Linked DNA regions of Homo sapiens: region 1 is linked to region 2. Evidence: chromatin loops called from intact Hi-C (ENCODE). Cell type or tissue: CD14-positive monocyte. All regions are shown on one strand. Each heading gives the region's core, and the rest is flanking DNA. Links, peaks and the distances in the headings are about the cores only. Region 1 has its middle 15 kb from the start of RHOT1. Region 2 holds the start of VILMIR (virus inducible lncRNA modulator of interferon response).

Region 1 (9,436 bases), core at 957-8,956, 48 kb after region 2:
GTCTCGCTCTGTCGCCCAGGCTAGAGTGCAGTGGTGCAATCTCGGCTCACTGCAAGCTCTGCCTCCCAGGTTCACGCCATTCTCCTGCCTCAGCCTCCCGAGTAGCTGGAACTACAAGCACCTGCCACCACGCCCAGCTAAGTTTTTGTATTTTTTTTAGTAGAGACGGGGTTTCACGGTGTTGGCCAGGATGGTCTCGATCTCCTGACCTCGTGATCCACACGCCTCGGCCTCCCAAAGTGCTGGGATTACAGGCATGAGCCACCGTGCCCGGCCAATTTTGTATATTTTCTTAAAGAGAAATTGCAAAAGCTTCCGGACCCACTAAAAATCCTGGATATGCCCGTAACAGAACCCCAATTTTGTTTAGGGTGACAATATACCCAATAAGACTGCTTTTCAGTCTCCCTTGCAGTTATGAGTAGCCACGTGAATAAGATCCGGAAATGGGGTGAAGTTGAATTGCGTGGGACCCCCAGGAAGGCTTCTTAGAGGGAGCAAGCTAACTTGTCTGAGAGGAGGAGTGCCCTTTGCCCCTTCGCCTTGTTCTCCTTCATGTTGCCTGAAATAACAGATGCGATGGCTGATGCTCCAGCAGCCATTTTAGTTCATGAAGTAACAAACTAAGGGTGATTCAGGAGAAAATACAAGGAGCTGAGTCCCCAGGAACAGTGGGGCTGCCACCCCAGACCTGAATGGCTGACCGCCAGCCTTTTTCATATGAGAGAAAAACAAACCCTTCTATCTTGTTCAAGCCTCTACATTTGGGGGTTTTCTGTTCAATGCTCCCAAAAGTAATCCTCAACTATACAATGATCCCTTGAGAAAGTCACTTCCCCTCTCTGTGCCTCAGAATCGCATCTGAAAACTGCAATGAGGCTGAATGACTAAACTGGTGCTTCTAATATTTCAGCCAACCACATGCCACATTTCTGAATGTTCCTGTGTCCATGTGCCATCAACACTATTTATTTAATATTCTTCTTTAAATTGATCTGTACTTCAAATTTTTTATTACATACCTTTGACTAACCCCAGATTGCTGTTCTAACATTTCTGCAAAGATATGTCTTCAAATCTTGATTTTAAAAAATAACATTTTTTCTCAAAGAAGGCATGGGATTTGTTCTTTTCTTTCTTTCTTTCTTTCTTTCTTTCTTTCTTTCTTTCTTTCTTTCTTTCTTTCTTTCTTTCTTTCTTTCTTTCTTTCTTTCTTTCTTTCTTTCTTTCTTTCTATCTTTTTTTGAAACAGTCTTGCTTGTTGCCCAAGCTACATGATCTCAGCTCACTGCAGTCTCCATTTCCCACGTTCAAGTGATCCTCCCACCTCAGGCTCCCGATTAGCTGGGACTGCAAGCATGAACTACCATGCCCAGTTTATTTTTGATTTTTTGTAGAGACAGTGTTTTGCCATGTTGTCCAGGCTGGTCTCGAACTGCTGGGCTCAAATGATCCTCTTGCCTCCTAAAGTGCTGGGATTGCAGGTGTGAGTCACAGCGCCCAGCGGGATTTGTTTTTTTATGGCTATTTCAGTAAGCAACATGTTGACATGAGCAATTTGGATAACTTCTTTGAATTACGTTACTGTTTTATACACACAGTATTTTTGGAAGTTGGACACTGGGGAAAGTCCTGGTGGATTTGTAATTTGTGTAACTCCACAGGAAGTTTCACAGGGCTCTTATTTCACTACGAGCCCATTCTAATGTTGACCCTGTCGCAGGCCTTACTTTATATAAATTATGCTTCCCTTAAAAGATTGGGACTCACTGTTCTGGTTCACTCACTCCAGCCAAAACTTGAGGGTCTGAAGTTTAGGCTGTACCTCTGGAACTTGTCTTTGTTCATGAAGACAAAAAATGCTTAAATCACTTTGATCTGAGTAGCTCCATGGGGTCTGATTAACTCCACATGGGTGCCAACTGAACTGTCCCACACAAACCCCCACTCCCATCACAGTGTTTTATTTTTTATTTTTGTATTTTTTGTAGAGACGGGGTTTTGCCATGTTGTCCAGGCTAGTCTCAAACTCCTGAGCTCAACTGATCCGCCCACCTCGGCTTCCCAAAGCGCTGGGATTTACAGGCATGAGCCACTGTGCCTGGCCCCATCACAGTGTTTTATATTGGGTATTTCAGAACCTCTTGCCCACAGAGAAATGGGCAGAGGGGACCACACTATGAGAATTGATTGTATGTGCTCAGAAATGGGATCATGGGCCGGGCGCAGTGGCTTACACCTGTAATCCCAGCACTTTGGGAGCCCGAGGCCGGTGGATTGCCTGAGGACAGGAGTTCAAGACCAGCCTGACCAACATGGTGAAACCTCGCCTCTACTAAAAACACAAAAATTAGCCAGGTGTGGTAGCAGTCTCCTGTAATCCCAGCTACGTGGGAGGCTGAGGCAGAAGAATCGCTTGAACCCAGGAGGAGGAGGTTGCAGTGAGCTGAGACTGGGCCATTGCACTCCAGCCTGGGCAACAAGAGGGAAACTTTTGTCTTAAAAGAAAAAAAAAATGAAATGGGATTACGGTGCCAACATGGTTGCCAGACAGACCAGGCGTCTGCCAGGGAGTGGTTTCATATCAGATGACCTGCTATCTCTGTGAAGTTAATATTGTACCATGGCCTTATCCAGCCCTGCTGCAGTTCTTTACTGTGAGTAATAGGAAGCTGTGAAACAGCACTTTTCATAACACAAATGGCCAGTTACTTGGCCTGTCTCTGTCCCACTGCCATTGCCCAGGCTCTGAGCTGAGTGCGAGTCTCAGCTGGATGTCTGTACTGCCTCCCAGACAGCCTCCTGCGGTTTGTCTTACCTCCTCCAATCCCTCCGCCTCTTTACCACTCGAGTATTTTTATGACACACAAAACCTGCTTTCTTACTCCTCTGCTTACAGTCCTTCAGTGATGCTTCGCACTGCTCAGGAGAAAGTCTGAGCTCCTTTGCTGGAACACAAGGGCCTCCAGATCAGTCCCCTGCCCACTTCTCCAAACCAGGCCCCTGCTGCTTCTCCAGCACCCAGTGTCTAATCTCCTTGGCCTGGAATACGAGGCCTCCAGACTGGGACCCTGCTGCTTCTGCAGCACCTGGTGTCTAAGTGCCTCCTTCTTGATGTCTGCTCTTCAGTCACAAGGAGCTGCTCATCTCTCCCTGAGGACACACGTGCACAAACACACACACATGCACACACAAGTGCACACACAGAGAGGAGCGTGCTCTTCTACTCCTTCTCCCTGCAGTCCCTGGAATGCACCATCTGTCCTAAACCAAAGGCCCACCCCCTCCCTGAAGTCCACCCTGGTCTCACCAATCACAGGTCCGATATGCAAAAACACAGATATAACTTAGAGTGCTCACTCTGTGCCGGGCACGGACTTAAGTACCTCACAGGCATTAGCTCTTTTAATCCTCACAACAACCTTATGAAATAGGTTCTGTGATGAGCTCCATTTTACAGATGAGGAAACTGAGGCTTGGAGATTTAAAGTAACTTGCCTGGTTTCACTTAGCTGCCGGCCCCCTTTTCTCCCCCCAGAACACTGACTACATTTCCTTCATAGCGTGTTAGTGCATTTAATAATTTTCATAACCACCAACTCTAATGATACATGGTGGGAAAGGTCAGTGCCCTCTTGGTTTGTGGTCCCCACAGTCAAGCTCAGGGCCTGGCACCCAGCAGGTGCTCAGTAATGCTGTGACTAAAGCACTGGTCTGTGTTTCTTCAAGGAAGCTCTTTCTTCCTGCATCAAAATCCTCTTGGCTCAGAAGTGGACTCATGGGAAGGGCTACGAGGCTTGTGCCGCAGGGTCCTTCCCTTGTGTGGGGCCCCACTAGCAATGCACACAGATGCTCATCTAGTTTTGTAAAGTAAGATATTATTTTTTGGCCAGGCACGGTGGCTCATGCCTGTAATCCGAGCCTTTGGCAGGCCAAAGTGGTAGGATCGTTTGAGCCCTGGAGTTCAAGGCCAGCCTGGACAACATGAGGAAACCCTGTCTCTACAAAAAATGTAACAATTAGTTGGGCGTGGTGGTGTGCACCTGTAGTACCAGCTATTTGGGAGGCTGAGGTGGGAGTCCTGGAGGTGGAGGCTGCAGTAAGCAGAGATCATGCCACTGCTCTCCAGCCTGGGTGACAGAGCCAGAGTCTGTTTCAAAGACAAAAAAAAAAAAAGAAATTATTTTTCTTAAAGATGCCCCCTATATTTGTAATCTTTAGGGCCCACAAAACCAAGGTCTGTGTGAGAGGCTTGCTGAAAATGCAGCTTTCAGCTGGGCATGGTGGCTCACACTTATAATCCCAGCACTTTGAGAGGCCAAGGTAGGAGGATCACTTGATCCCAGGAGTTTAAGACCAGCCTGAGCAACATAGCAAGACTCTGCATCTACAAAAAAGTAAAAAATTAGCGGGGCGTGGTGGTGCATGTCGCTGGTCCCAGCTACTTGGGAGGCCGAGGTGGGAGGATCACTTGAGCCCGGGAGGTCGAGGCTACAGTGAGCCATGATTGAGCCACTGCACTCCAGCCTGGGCAACAGACCGAGACCCTATCTCAAAAAAAAAAAAAAGAGAATGCACATTTCTAGCCCTACCCCCAAGCACCCAAATCTTGGAAGATTCTTGTCTTACCAAAGTCTGAGCACCACTATGCGAAATGTTTCTTCCCTACCCCAGTGATTTTTCTATTTGCTTTAGGGCTCAAAAGAGTCATTGCAGTGGTGGGGTCAGCTATTAACATCTCTCTTTTCCTGGAAACCAGTTGATGCCTATAAGAGGGGTTTCCTCAGCTCTCTGAATAACTTCAATTTGTTCTTTTTGGGCCAAGCCCTGTGCTGCCTGGTCCTGCTGATGAGAGTTCGGCTAGAGGGAGGGGTGGGGAGGGGCCTGAGCTGGGGGACCAGCAGGGGGGCAGCCTGCAGCCCTGAACCCTAATCCTCGTCACTGTCCCTTCTCTGCCTCATAAAGGTGTTCTTGCTCTTTCTCCTTTCTAGCCAAGTCTCCTCCCTCCACATATGTGTTCTCATCTAGATCAGTTTCGATTCCCGCTGGTGGAAAGCAGCCTCAGGCAGGGCCACTGCGCAGGAAGGGCGGGCCTGGGTGCAGGCGGGGCTCCGGGAGTCACCCCCAGACGCGCGGCTCCCCTTCCTTGTCCTCCGCATGACGCCCGTGCCGGAGCCCACGTGAGCCTTTGCCAAGGAGAGATTCAGAGATATGAGCAGAAAAACTGGAAGATGGACTTCTTCAATAAGGCAGCGGGACGGTTTGGCTGATGGAAGATGTTTCCCGGAAGCCTGTTCACGCTCCACCCTGAAAGTCCCAGGGCCGTGAGAGTCAGCCGGGCCGCCGAGGCGGTGCCCTCCAGGCTGCAGGATGATCCAGGGACTGTTTTCCTCAGCACTGTGTAGGTTTCAGCTTATGAGTTCTGTCCATGTTTTGTGAGATTTATAGCTAAGTATTTACCTTTTCGAATGATTATAAACAACATAGTAGTTTTAATTTTAGTGTCTACTTGTTTTTTGTTACTATATAGAAATACAATCGATTTTCATATATTTATGTTGCATCCTCTGTGCTTCTAAACTCACTAGTTTTGGAAGCTGTTTTTTGTTTTTAGATTCCTTAAAATTTTATATATGGGCAATCATGTCATTTAATAATCAACCTGTATGCCTAAAATAATCAACCTGTATGCCTAAAATAATCAACCTGTATGCCTTTTATTGTAAGAAAATCCCTAAATACTGGGATTACAGGTGGTGAGCCACCGTGTCCAACCTGAAACTTTTTTTTTGGTGATTTCAAATGAACTTGACTTTTACTGTAATTATACCTAAAGTATTTGTAAACAATTGTTTAGAACTTCTATTTGTCATGGACTTTTGAGTTTATTCTTTGGATCATATAAAAAGACTTTTTTTTTTTGTTTTTAAAGTTATAAATCTCTGTATGCACTTTGCTTTTCTTAATTAAACATAATCCAAAGTAAGCTGTGACTCATTTATTTATTTATTTATTTGAGACAGGGTGTCGCTTTGTCACCCAGGCTATGGCTCCATCTTGGCTCACTGCAGCCTCAACCTCCCAGGCTCAAGCAATCTTCCCACCCACCTAGGCCTCCCGAGTAGCTGGGACTACAGGCATGCACCAGCATGCCTAGCTAATTTTTGTATTTTTTGTAGAGACAGGGTTTCTCCATGTTGCCCAGGCTGGTCTCAAGCTCCTGGACTCAATCAGTCCTTCTGCATCGGCCTCTCACAGTGTTGGGATTACAGGCGTGACTTTGCCACCATCCCCGGTTTGTTTTTTTTCAACAGGCAGAGTTTAACTATCACGGAAGCCTCCCGCCTCAGCCTCCCAAAGTGCTGGGAATACAGGTGGAAGCCACTGCACCCATCCAGCTATGATTCTTCGGTAGTGTACAAGATTGTACACTACCAATGTATCTGATTTTCAATTTTTCTTGAAATGTGATGCAAGTGGTGTCAGCCTGCTGATAAGTTAACATTGTTCAGGATGAATCTTCTACAGAAATAATTGCTTTTTTTCCCCAGTATTTAGTACTGAAAGATATTAATGGTAATATATTTCTGGTTTAATATAAATTAAGCATGTTTTCTAGTTGTGCGTGAATGCTGGCTGGCAACTTAGTAAGTTTTGACAGTTGTTTAAATATGTAATGTTAAGCTTAGGTTTTAAAAAAGTAAAACTTATAAAGGAAAATAAAAAGAATCTCAGGATCCCCAAACTCCTTATGCCAAAGAGAAAGTTAAGCCTGGAGGTTGTGCCACACAACACTGCCATGCTTTTGCCAAGTGCAAAGCTGCTACTTCACAAGCTTGTGTGAAAGCATGAAGCATTAGCCAGACCCCCACAGGATGCAAAAGGCCTCAGGCAGCTCCAGATGTTTGCCCCACAAATCAGTCACACTTAAATATTTTGCTGCCTCAAAAACTTTCAAGATGTCAAGATGTATATCCACCCGTAAAATGAGGGCATGTTGATTGTAACTTTAGGTCTGCAATCTAAATGTAGCTCCTGAAACCAATGTTGTTCCTTTCTACACGGATAATGTTGATTCCAAGCTTATCTTTCCAGGTGCAGAACAAAGCGAAGATGAGATTAATCATGCTTCCACCTACCCGGAGACACCTGCACAATTAATTCTTCCTTTACTCCCTTTTTTTCCTTCAGAAGTTCACCTTATCTTATGTAAAATGCAGATCTACTGGGCACTAACTAAAGTCTCACAAGAATATAACCATTCCCTGTCTCACTACTTACCTGCCCCTCATCCTACATGCCTTCCCCACCCCTCTTTTTTTTTTTTGAGATAGAGTTTCGCTCTTGTTGGCCAGGCTGGAGTGCAATGGCGTGATCTTGCCTTACCACAACTTCCGCCTCCCAGGTTCAAGCGATTCTCCTGCCTCAGCCTCCCGAGTAGCTGGGATTATAGGCATGTACCACCACGCCCATCTAATTTTGTATTTTTAGTAGAGATGGGGTTTCTTCATGTTGGTCAGGCTGGTCTCCAACTCCCGACCTCAGGTGATCTGCCTGCCTCGGCCTCCCAAAATGCTGGGATTACAGGCTTGAGCCACCGTGCCTGGCCATGCCTTCCCCTGTTTAAGGATATGTATAAATACTAAATCTCCTTAAAACCTCTTCAGAGAATCCATGCCACAGACTCTTTCTGTGCCTTGTGTTTTTCCTGGGCACTTCCTCAAGCTTGGACTCAATAAACTTTGGCTGATGGAGACTTACCTCAGCCTGTCATTTTTTTTGTTTAACAAACTGATAAACTGCTGTTTATTATTTACTTTTAAAAAAAGAAAATAAATATGAATGTGTTTGGCACATTCAAAAAAATTTAAGAACTGCTTTCAAAAGACGCTGTTGAAAAAATGAAAAGATCGTCACAGGCTGAGAGAAAATATTTGAAAATCAGATTTCTGATAAAGTGCTTGCATCTGTCAAGTCTTGTTAAACACCAACAACAACAAAAAAAAGTACTCTCATCCAAAATATGTAAATTACTCTCAAAATTAAATAATGAGAAAACCATCTAAGTTTATAAATGGGCAACATGTTGGAACAGACAATGCAAAAAAAGAAGAGACACAGGCATAAATAACCAACTGAATAGATGTTCAACATCATCACTCTTTAAGGAAATGCAAATTAAAACCATTAATGAGACACCACTCCACAATTATTAAAATGAAAACATTTCACTCAGGCTTGAGAGGCTGATAATGAGGTTCTGCCTGTCTTGTCACCCAGAGTTATCTGATACACCTTAGGAATGCACCCTGAGACTGGGTAATTTACAAAGAAAAGAGATTTATTTTGGTTCACAGTTCTAGAGGCTGGGAAGTCCAAGATTGAGCAGCTCATCTGGTCAGCTTCTGGTGAGGGCCTTTGACCTGTGTCCTAACATGGCAGAGAAGCAGAAGGGCAAGCAAGCATGTGCCAGAGAGAGAGGACAAAATAGGCTGACCTGCTTTATAACAACCTACTCTCAGGAGAGCTAATCCATTCTCTCGATAACCCACCCAGAGGAAGTCATTCATCCATCCTAATAACCCAGTCACCTCTTAAAGACCCTGCCTCCAAACACCATCATGTTGGCAAGTAAATTTCAACATGAGTTTTGGTTGGCACAAACCACATTCAAATCATAGCACCTGTCAAGCAGAGAGACCAGCCTGTCCTGAACACCCTGAAGTAAGTGCCTAGGGTAAGGCCCTGTGGGGGGATGGGGAACAGAATAAACCTGGCAGTGGTAGATTCTCAGTCTGGTTCATAGAGACCATCATACCTACATTAAAAAAAAATTTTTTTTTTGAGACGAAGTCTTGCTCTTGTTCCCCATGCTGGAGTGCAATGGCATGATCTCGGCTCACTGCAACCTCTGCCTCCCGGGTTCAAACGATTCTCTTGCCTCAGCCTCCCGGGTAGCTGGGATTACAGGCACCTACTACCATGCCTGGCTAATTTTTGTACTTTTAGTAGAGACTGGGTTTCACCATGTTGGCCAGGCTGGTCTCAAACTCCTGACCTCAGGTGATCCGCCCACCTCAGCCTCCCAAAGTGCTGGAATTACGGGCATGAGCCACCATGCCCGGCCACATTTTTAAAAATTTTAATTGCAGGCAGGTGCAGTGGTTCATGCCTGTAAATCCCAGCATTTTGGGAGGCCAGGGGCAATCTATTAACACAGCCAAGCGGGGACAGCAGATTGCTAGAAGGAATGGGACACAGTCACACAGGCCAAGCTAGCATGGGCTATCGATGGGGTGGGGAGGAGGAAGGCAGAGGAGATTTAAATTATGAGATGTACCTCTTAGGGAAGATTTTTGGAAGGGGTGATTAGAGCAAATAGGGAATGATTTGGAGGATTCTAGTGAGAAGAAATATGGAAGCCTAAAGATGAACT
Region 2 (9,512 bases), core at 975-8,974:
AGCCTGGCCAACATGGTGACACCTCATCTCTACTAACAACACAAAAATTAGCCGGGTGTGGTGGTGCGCACCTGTAGTCCCAGCTACTCAGGAGGCTGAGGCAGGAGAATGGCATGAACCTGGGAGGCAGAGGTTGCAGTGAGCCAAGATTACCTAGTGACAGAGCAAGACTGTCTCAAAAAAAAAAAAAAAGAGAGAGAGAGAAGGAAGGAAGGAGAGAGGGAGGGAGGGAAGGAGAAAGAAAGAGGAAGGAAGGAAGGAAGGAAGGGCTGGGCGCAGTGGCTCACGCCTGTAATCCCAGCACTTTGGGAGGCCGAGGCGAGCAGATCATGAGGTCAGGAGATCGAGACCATCCTGGCTAACACGGTGAAACCCCGTCTCTACTAAAAATGCAAAAAGTTAGCCGGGCGCGGTGGCGGGCGCCTGTAGTGCCAGCTACTCAGGAGGCTGAGGCAGGAGAATGGAGTGAACCTGGGAGGCGGAGGTTGCAGTGAGCCAAGCTTGCAGTGAGCCGAGATTGCGCCACTGCACTCCAGCCTGGGCAACAGAGTGAGACTCTGTCTCAAAAAAAAAAAAGAAAGAAAGGAAAGAAAGAGAGAGAGAAAAAGGGAGGGAGGGAGGGAGAGAGAGAGAGAGAGAGAAAGAGAAAGAAAGAAAAGAAAGAAAGAAAAAAAAGAAAAGGAAAGAAAAGAGAAAAGAAAAGATCTTCACTGTGGTCTGGCTTCCATTGCTAGTCGTTGTGTCTGCCTGGTTGAAATGTCCATCTTAGCATTCTGTTACTCTATCGGCATTCAGCTCTGGTAGTCACTGGTGTGACATTATTGCATAAATGTTCCTGGCCAACAGAGAAGGGGAAAATTTGTAGAAGGGAAGAAAGAATGGATGAGGGAGCATGGGTGGAAAACTTAAGGGTGGTCTGAGCTATACCCAGGAAGCCTGGGATTGGGAAAACCCAACTCTCAGCGCCCTTGGGGCTAAGAGCAACATAAGGTTTAGCAGCCTTAGTAATTTCTTTAAAATCTAAATTGGGGCCGGGTGCAGTGGCTCGTGCCTGTAATCCCAGCACTTTAAGAGACGGAGGTGGGTGGATCACCTGAGATCAGGAGTTCGAGACCAGCCTGGCCAATGTGGCGAAACTCCATCTCTACTAAAAATACAAAAATTAGCTGGGCATGGTGGCAGGCACCTGTAATCCCAGCTACTTGAGAGGCTGAGGCAGGGATAATTGCTTGAACCCAGGAGGTAGAGCTTGCAGTGAGCCGAGATGGTGCCACTATATTCCAGCCTGGGCAACACAGCAAGACTCCATCTTAAAAAAAAAATCTAAATTGGACCAGGCATGTTGGCTCACACCTGCAATCCCAGCACTTTGGGAGGCCAAGGAGACCAGCCTGGACAACACAGCAAGACCCCACCTCTACAAAAAACTTTAGAATTTGCCAGGCAGTCACAAGTCCCACCCAGGTTTAGGAGGTGGGAACACAGGTCCTGTGATATGGTTTGCATTTGTATCCCCCCCCACCCAAATCTTATGTTGAATTGTAATCCCTGGTGTTGGAGGAAGGGCCAGGTGGGAGGTGATTGCATCATGGGGTCAGAGTCCTCCCTTGCTGCTCTTGTGATAGTGAGTGAGTTCTTACAAGATCTGGTTGTTTAAAAGTGTATAGTACCTCCCTGCTCTTTCTCTTGCTCCTTCTCCAGCCATGTTTCCCCTTGGCCTTCCACCATGATTGTAAGTTTTCTGAGGCCTCCCCAGCTATGTTTCCTGTACAGCCCACAGAACCATGAGCCAATTAAGCCTCTTTTCTTTATAAATTACCCAGTTTCAGGCATTTCTTCATAACAGTGTGAGAAGGAACTAATACACCCCGCCTCTCACGAGAGGAGCACCAGCACTTTGTAAGAAGAGCCTATGCAATACGATCAATACCAGGGCTGACAATCTTTGCAAATCACAACCTGTCATTCCTTTCTCACTTCCCAGCTTCCCTGTTGCTATTTCCTGGGATCTGCTCCCAGGTCAACAACTTACCCCTGCAAATCTTTGTCTCAGGGTCTCTGCCTTTGGGAGGACCCAAACTAAGATATCCCACAAAATCAATAGTGTGTTTATATAGCTGGTATAGGTGTATGTAAACATTTAGAAAAAGGTCTGTAAGGATACACTCCAAACAGACAGCAGTAGCTTCTGTAAGGAGGGAACTGGGATGGGGGTTGAGAGGGTTCATGTATTAGGCCGTTGCCTATATGGGTAAATTTGCTGTAAAGAAATATCAAAGAATGGGTACATTTTATTTTATTTATTTTACTTTATTTCACTTTATTTTATTTTATTTGAGATGGAGTCTCACTCTGTTACCTAGGCTAGAGTGCAGTGGCACGATCTTGGCTCACTGCAACCTCCTCCTCCCGGGTTCAAGCGATTCTCCTGCCTCAGCCTCCCAAGTAGCTGTGATTACAAGTGTGTGCCACCACACCGGGCTAATTTTTGTATTTTTAGTAAAGATGGGGTTTCACCATGTTTGCCAGGCTGGTCTCAAACTTCTAACCTCAAGTGATCCGCCTGCCTCGGCCTCCCAAAGTGCTGGGATTACAGACGTGAGCCATCACACCTGGCTAGAATGGGTAATTTATAAAGAAAAGAGGCTTAATTGACTCACAGTTCTGCGGGCTGTACAAGCACAGTGCTGGCATCTGCTTGGCTTCTGGAAAGATCTCAGGGAGCTTTAACTCATGGCAGAAGGTGAAGCAGGAACTTCACATGGCAAAAGCAGGAGCAGGAGAGAGAGTGGGGTGGAGGGGAGGTGCCACACACTTAAACAACCAGATCTCCAGGCCAGGTGCAGTGGCTCAAGCCTGTAATCCCAACACTTTGGGAGGCCAAGGCAGGTGGATCATTTGAGGTCAGGAGTTCGAGACCACCCTGACCAACACAGTGAAACCCCATCTTTACTAAAAATACAAAAAAATTAGCTGGCCGCAGTGGCGCAGGCCTATAATCCTGGCTACTCAGGCGGCTGAGGCAGGAGAATCGCTTGAATCCAGGAGGTGGAGGTTGCAGTGAGCTGAGATTGCACCACTGCACTCCAGCCTGGGTGACAGAGCGAGAATCCATCTCAAAAAACAAACAAACAAAACAACTAATTCTCCAAAGAACTCACTCACAATTGTGTGGACAGCACCAAAGAGATGGCGCTAAGCCATTCATGAGGGATCCGCCCCCATGATCCAATCCCCTCCCACCAAGCCCCACCTCCAATATTGGGAATTACAGTTCAACATGAGATTTGGCAGGGAAACAGATCCAAACTACATCAGTTCATCTATAATATATGATTTTTTATTTATTTTTTTTTTTTTGCCCCGAGGGAGGAAGAATTTTCTGAATCCCTGTGGTTAGTAAAAGAGAGAGGCGGCCGGGTGCGGTGGCTCATGTCTGTAATCCCAGCATTTTGGGAGGCTGAGGCGGGCTGATCACGAGATCAGGAGATCAAGACCATCCTGGCTAACATAGTAAAACCCCGTCTATACTAAAAATACAAAAAAAATTAGCTGAGCGTGGTGGTGCATGCCTCTAGTCCCAGCTACTAGGGAGGCTGAGGCAGGAGAATGGCGTGAACCCAGGAGGCGGAGCTTGCAGTGAGCCGAGATCATGCCACTGCACTCCAGCCTGGGCGACAGAGCGAGACTTCGTCTTAAAAAAAAAAAGAGAGAGAGAGAGCCATGATCAGGAAGCCGTCATGATGACTCGTGGAGACACTGGCCCTGAAGTAGCTGCAACCCTCTTAATACACAGGAAGAAAGGGCTGGGATGCAGGAAGGAAGGGCTGGGAGGCAAGCACAGGCAGCCCCTCTGTGAACCCTCAGGTAGGAGCCACCAGCCATTTTACTGCTGAGTTTAGCATTTGGGGTTGTTCAAGAGTTCAGGGCTTCTGGGAGACTAGAGAATGCCTTCATCTCCAGGGCACTAAAACCTCAGTTACCTAATCTGTGAAATGGGTATGATCATAGCAATCCCACAAAACTGCTGGTAGGGTTACATGTAATTATTTCTCCTTTTTTTCTTTTTTTAAGAGATGGGTTCTCCCTATGTATGTTGCCCAGGCTGGACTTGAACTCCTAGGCTCAAGTGATCCTCCCACCTTGGCCTTCCAATGTGCTGGGATCACAGTAAATTTTTTCTTGTAGAAACAGGGTCTCCCTGCTGGGCACGGTGGTTCACACCTGTAATTCCAGCACTTTGGGAGGCTGAGGCGGGTGGATCACCTGAGGTCAGGAGTTTGAGACCAGCCTGGCTGACACGGTGAAACCTTATCTCTACTAAAAATACAAAAAATTGGCCAGGCGCGGTGGCTCACGCCTGTAATCCCAGCACTTTGGGAGGCCAAGGTGGGTGGATCACGAGGTCAGGAGATGGAGACCATCCTGGCTAACATGGTGAAACCCCATCTCTACTAAAAATACAAAAAATTAGCCAGGCGTGGTGGCGGGCGCCTGTAGTCCCAGCTACTGGGGAGGCTGAGGCAGGAGAATGGTGTGAACCCGGGAGGCAGAGCTTGCAGTGAGCCGAGATCGTGCCACTGCACTCCAGCCTGGGCAACAGAGTGAGACTCTGTCTCAAAAAAAAAAAACAAAAAACAAAAGAAAACAAAAAATTAGCTGGGTGTGGTGGTGGGCACCTGTAATCTCAGCTACTCAGGAGGAGGAAAATCGCTTGAATCCGGGAAACAGAGGTTGCAGTGAGCCGAGATCACACCATTGCACTCCAGCCTGGGTAACAAGAGCAAAACTCTGTCTCAAAAAAATAATAATAATAAAATAACAATGGATTGGTTGAGAGATCACCGTATGCCAGAAGTTGCTTTAAGCATTTTGCATGTATTAATCCATTTTACACCTCACAATATCGCTACCAAGTAGAAACGATTATCTCGATTTTGTAAAAGGTGAAACAGGAAAAAACCACTAGAGCAGAGCTGGCAGACCCTCAACCTTCTTTTCCTTCTGACTCCAAATGACAGACAGCATTCTTTCCATCTCTCACCTCCTCATGCCTCCTGTGGAAAAAATGAATGAACAGATGAGAAAAGTTGGAGCTGGAGAAAGACCGTGTTCCTCGTGTTCTGTGAGACCTGGGAAGGCTGCTAAAACCCAGGGAGCAGGAGTTCTCCTCCCTCCATCCTTATCCACAGTCTGGGTCCCATCCAGACCCTCCTCTCCAAACCGGGGGTTTGCGACAAAGCAGGTGAGGGAGGCATTTCATTCCAGAGCAGAAGAAGGGGGTTCCTCCCCCATCCCACTCCCGTTTCATTTTTAAGGGGAAAAGCAGCTCCCCATACGGTGAGGCAATGAGGCGGACCAGCAGGTTCCTGGGGATCTCCGCAGCCCCGTTGCCATAACAACTGAACTCACTCGCAGCCTCTGATAGGGGAGTCAGCTGGAACCACAGCTTGGGCAGGAAACGGATGAGGGAGTAGGAAAGAAACTTCAAGATCAACCACTGGCCCTCACACCGAGCTGCGCACACCCCAAGGCCAAGTGAGGCTGGAAACCCTTGTTGTCCTTGGGAAATGGGGGAGGGCACTGGTACCCCTGGGACCTCCCTCCTGAATCTGGGCAGGTTTAAACATTTTTTTTCCAACTTTGGAAGACAGTTGTACAACCTCGAAGGAGAGGAGGTGTCAGGATTCACAAAGCGTATGGATCACACATGGCTCTAGGGGACATTCTCTTTGCTCTGTTTTATTTTTATTGTATATTTTATTCTTTTATTTTGCGATAGGGTCTTGCTCTATTGCCCAGGCTGGAGTCCAGTGGCATGACCACACCTTACTGCAGCCTCAAATTACTGGACTGAGGTGATCCTCCTGCCTCAGCCATGCGAGTAGCTGGGACTACAGACATGCACCACCACACCTGGCTAATTTTTAAAATATATATGTTTTTGTAGAGATAGGGTCCTGCTACATTGCCCAGGCTGGTCTCAAACTCCTGGCTTCAAGTGATCCTCCTGCTTTGGCCTCCCAAAGTGTTGGGATTATAGGCATGAGCCACTGCATCCAGCATCATTTCTTTTCATTATTATTATGATTATTATTTTGAGATGGAGTCTCGCTCTGTCACCCAGGCTGTAGTGGAGTGGTGTGACCTCGGCTCACTGCAACCTCCACCTCCCAGGTTCAAGTGATTCTCCTGCCTCAGCCTCCTGAGGAGTTGCGATTACAGGTACCCTCCACAATGCCTGGCTAATTTTTTTTTCTTTTTGAGACGGAGTTTTCCTCTGTGTCCCAGGCTGGAGTGCAATGGCGCGATCTCAGCTCACTGGAACCTCTGCTTCCCAGGTTCAAGCAATTCTTCTGCCTCAGCTTCCTGAGTAGCTGGGACTACAGGCAGGCACCCACCACACCTGACTAATTTTTGTATTTTTAGTAGAGACGGGGTTTCACCATATTGGCTGGTCTCAAACTCCTGACCTTATAATCCGCCCACCTCGGCCTCCAAAGTGCTGGGATTACAGGCGTAAGCCACCGTCCCTGGCCTAACCTGGCTAATTTTTATATTTTTAGTAGAAACGGGGCTTCACCATGTTTTCAAGGCAAGTCTCGAACTCATGACCTCAAGTGATCTGCTCACCTTGGCCTCCCAAAGTGCTGGGATTACAGGCGTGAGCCACTGCACCCAGCCTAATCTTTTTTTTTTTTTTTTTTTTTTTTAATGAAGACAAGGGCTCACTGCATCACCCAGGCTGGTCTCGAGCTCTTGGCCTCAAGCGATCCTCCCATCTCAGCCTCCTGAGTAGCTTGGATTACAGGCACAAGCCATCATGACTGGCTTCCTCTTTTTTTTTTTTTTTAATGAATATGGTAAAGTGCACAAATCATAAATTTCAGCGTGGTGAATTTCTACACATGTATACCTGTGTATCCACCATGCAGACCAGAAGAACATATTTGTCCCTCCAGGAAATTCCCAAATGCTCTTTCTCAGTCAATATCCTCCAATTTGACATTTTCATCATAGATTAGTTTTGCCTACCCCTGAACTTTGTGTAAGTGGAAATACATGGTTTGGCATCTTGCTTTTACGCAACATTGTATCTGTGAGAATCTATTGTCATGTCTGTTTTCCTGTTCTTTTTCTTTGTTGTATAATATTCCATTGTGGAGATGTATCACAATGTATTTATCTTACTGCTGATAGATATTTGAGTTGTTTGCAGTGAATGGTTATTGTAGATAAAGCAGCTATGAACATCCTTGTACATGTCTTTTGATGAACATAAGTTTACCTCTTGTGGGGATGTGGACAGGGTCTCACTCAGTAACTCAGGCTGGATCGCAGGAACCTGGCTCACTGTAGCCTCAACCTCCCAGGCTCAAGTGATCCTCCCACCTCAGCCTCCCGAATAGCTGGGACCACAGGTATACACTATCACACCCAGCTAATTTTTTTGTAATTTTTGTAGAGACAGGGTCTCGCTTTGTTGTCCAGGCTGCTCTTGAACCCCTGGTTCAAACTATCCTCCTGCCTCGGCCTCCCAACATGCTGGGGTTACAGACATGAGCCACTGTGCCCAGCATCTTGGTTTATTGAATGCTGGCGACCTGCCAAGAACTTTACATCAGTTATATCCTTACATAGTCACAACATTATTTATTTAATTCACTCATTCAACGCATATTTGAAAATCTAGTAGGTGCCAGGTATTGTGGGACACACCGAGAATAAGAGTCAAGGTTTATAAATTTTGGCCAGGCGCGGTGGCTCACACCTGTAATCCCAGCACTTTGGGAGGCCGAGACGAACAGATCACTTGAGGCCGAAACAAACGGATGATGGAGGCCAGGGCAGAAGCCAGGAGGCTGTGGCCAAGGCAACCTCAGTAAATCCAGGCAAGTGATGAAGGAGTTGGGAAGCACAAACGTGAATTCATGTTCTCTCTCTCTTTTTTTTTTTTTAGAGACAGGGTCTTGCTCTGTTGCCCAGGCTGGAGTGCAGTGGTGCGACCTCCGCTCACTGCAACCTCCGCCTCCCAGTTCAAGGGATTCTCGTGCGTCAGCCTCCCAAGCAGCTGGGATGACAGGCATGCACCACCATACCGGCTAATTTTTGTACTTTTTTTTTTTAGTAGAGACAGGGTTTCACCATGTTGGCCAGGCTGGTCTTGAACTCCTGACCTCAAGTGATCCACCTGCCTTGGCCTCCCAAAGTGCTGGGATTACAGGTGTGAGCCACTGTGCCTGGCCCTTAACTTGACTTATTTTTTCAAAAAGTTTTTTTTTTTTAATTTGAGACAGGGGTTTGGCTATGTTGCCCAGGCTGGTCTCCAACTCCTTGCCTCAAGTGATCCTCCCACCTCAGCCTCAGGTTCTTTGAACATAATTATTCCCAAATTACAAGTAGAGATAACTGAATCTCAGAGAGGTTAACTTGCCTAAGGTCACACAGCTATGAAATGGAGAAAGGGTAAGAAAATCCGTCTGACCTTCCTTCAGTTATGCAAAAGATGTCATGTGGTGGGTGGTGTGACCTCAGAAAACCTAGAGGAGTGGGGGTCCAGGCTGGTGGTGGGGTAAAAGACCCAAGTGAACACACCTGTCCTGCTGGGGTAACTACTCACCCCTAGGCCACAGGGCAAGCAAAGTGGCAAGCCGCAAATTGAATTGGGGGGCTGGAGGGGGATGTTTCATTGATGTCACAAATGAGCATGGACCCCATATCTGCAGCAGGGATGGTTCAGGGCCAGTCAAGGAGATGATCGGGGCCCACGGACCCTCAAACGCGTCAGGAAGCCAGGTTGGTCCCTGAGTGTGTGTGATGGGGTGTGTGTTTGTTGGGGGAACTGCCGCCGCCCGCCCCATTAGCAGCACCGTCATTATCCCAGATTTACGTATGTATAATTTTTCTTCCTCCCCCTCCCCAAACCGCTCCAACATCTCCCCTGGCTGCAAACCCGCCTCCCCCAGAAACAGCCACGGAGCCGCCTGCCACCGGGCCATTAGCACGCAGGGAAGGGGGTGTGGAGGGAGGGGGCAGGCAGCAGGGAAGGGGAAAGGGGGAGCCAGGAGAGGACGAGGGAGGCAGGAGCTGTATGGATGGGAGTGAGGCGGCAAGATGGAAGAGAAGAGGGGAAGGAAACAGGGCTTAGAGGAGATGGGGAACCTCTGAGGGTTCTGGGGGGAGGGGGGGACACGTGTCCCAGAGGACCTGGCCGCAGACAGAGGGCCCCAGGGGCAGCCGAGGGTCTCCTGCGCCCTTTCTGGCCAATGCCAGGGCTGAGAATAGGGAGGTGGGGGTCCCATCGGCCGGGACTCTGTGGCTGGGTCTCAGCCCAGAAGTTACTAGAGGGCCTCGCGCCGGAACCCCTCCCCCACTCTGGGAACCTCCGCCTGCGGGGTGGGGTGGGGGTCTCCAGGCTGGGCGCGGGGAGGGCGCCGGCTGCAGAGCTGGGAGCCCGGAGCGATGACTCCATCACCCTCCACTTTTCACTCCTCACCCCCGAACCTGGCCCC

The links. Peaks named below come from ENCODE experiments on the same cell type or tissue, not always from the same donor. Only the 100,000 strongest peaks of a DNase experiment are listed, where the experiment ranks them.
Region 1: a loop joins it to region 2, with 3 times the contacts of the local background. A loop is called at or near these places in 16 of 110 quality-filtered maps.

Annotation. Positions count from the first base shown.
Region 1 is chr17:32,122,469-32,131,904 of GRCh38, forward strand. No RefSeq gene overlaps it. Among named protein-coding and RNA genes, the nearest start is that of RHOT1, 15 kb to the right of the region's middle. RefSeq lists enhancers at 4,925-5,144, 5,205-5,264. In CD14-positive monocyte, for the core only: no CTCF peak of the experiment used is centred there; a DNase peak (open chromatin) is centred at 5,153; H3K4me3 peaks cover 1,907 bases; H3K27ac peaks cover 1,661 bases.
Region 2 is chr17:32,074,527-32,084,038 of GRCh38, forward strand. VILMIR (virus inducible lncRNA modulator of interferon response) reads left to right here and starts at 8,509. Exons shown (of 3, transcript NR_199605.1): 1 at 8,509-8,796. RefSeq lists an enhancer at 9,207-9,512. In CD14-positive monocyte, for the core only: no CTCF peak of the experiment used is centred there; a DNase peak (open chromatin) is centred at 5,415; H3K4me3 peaks cover 63 bases.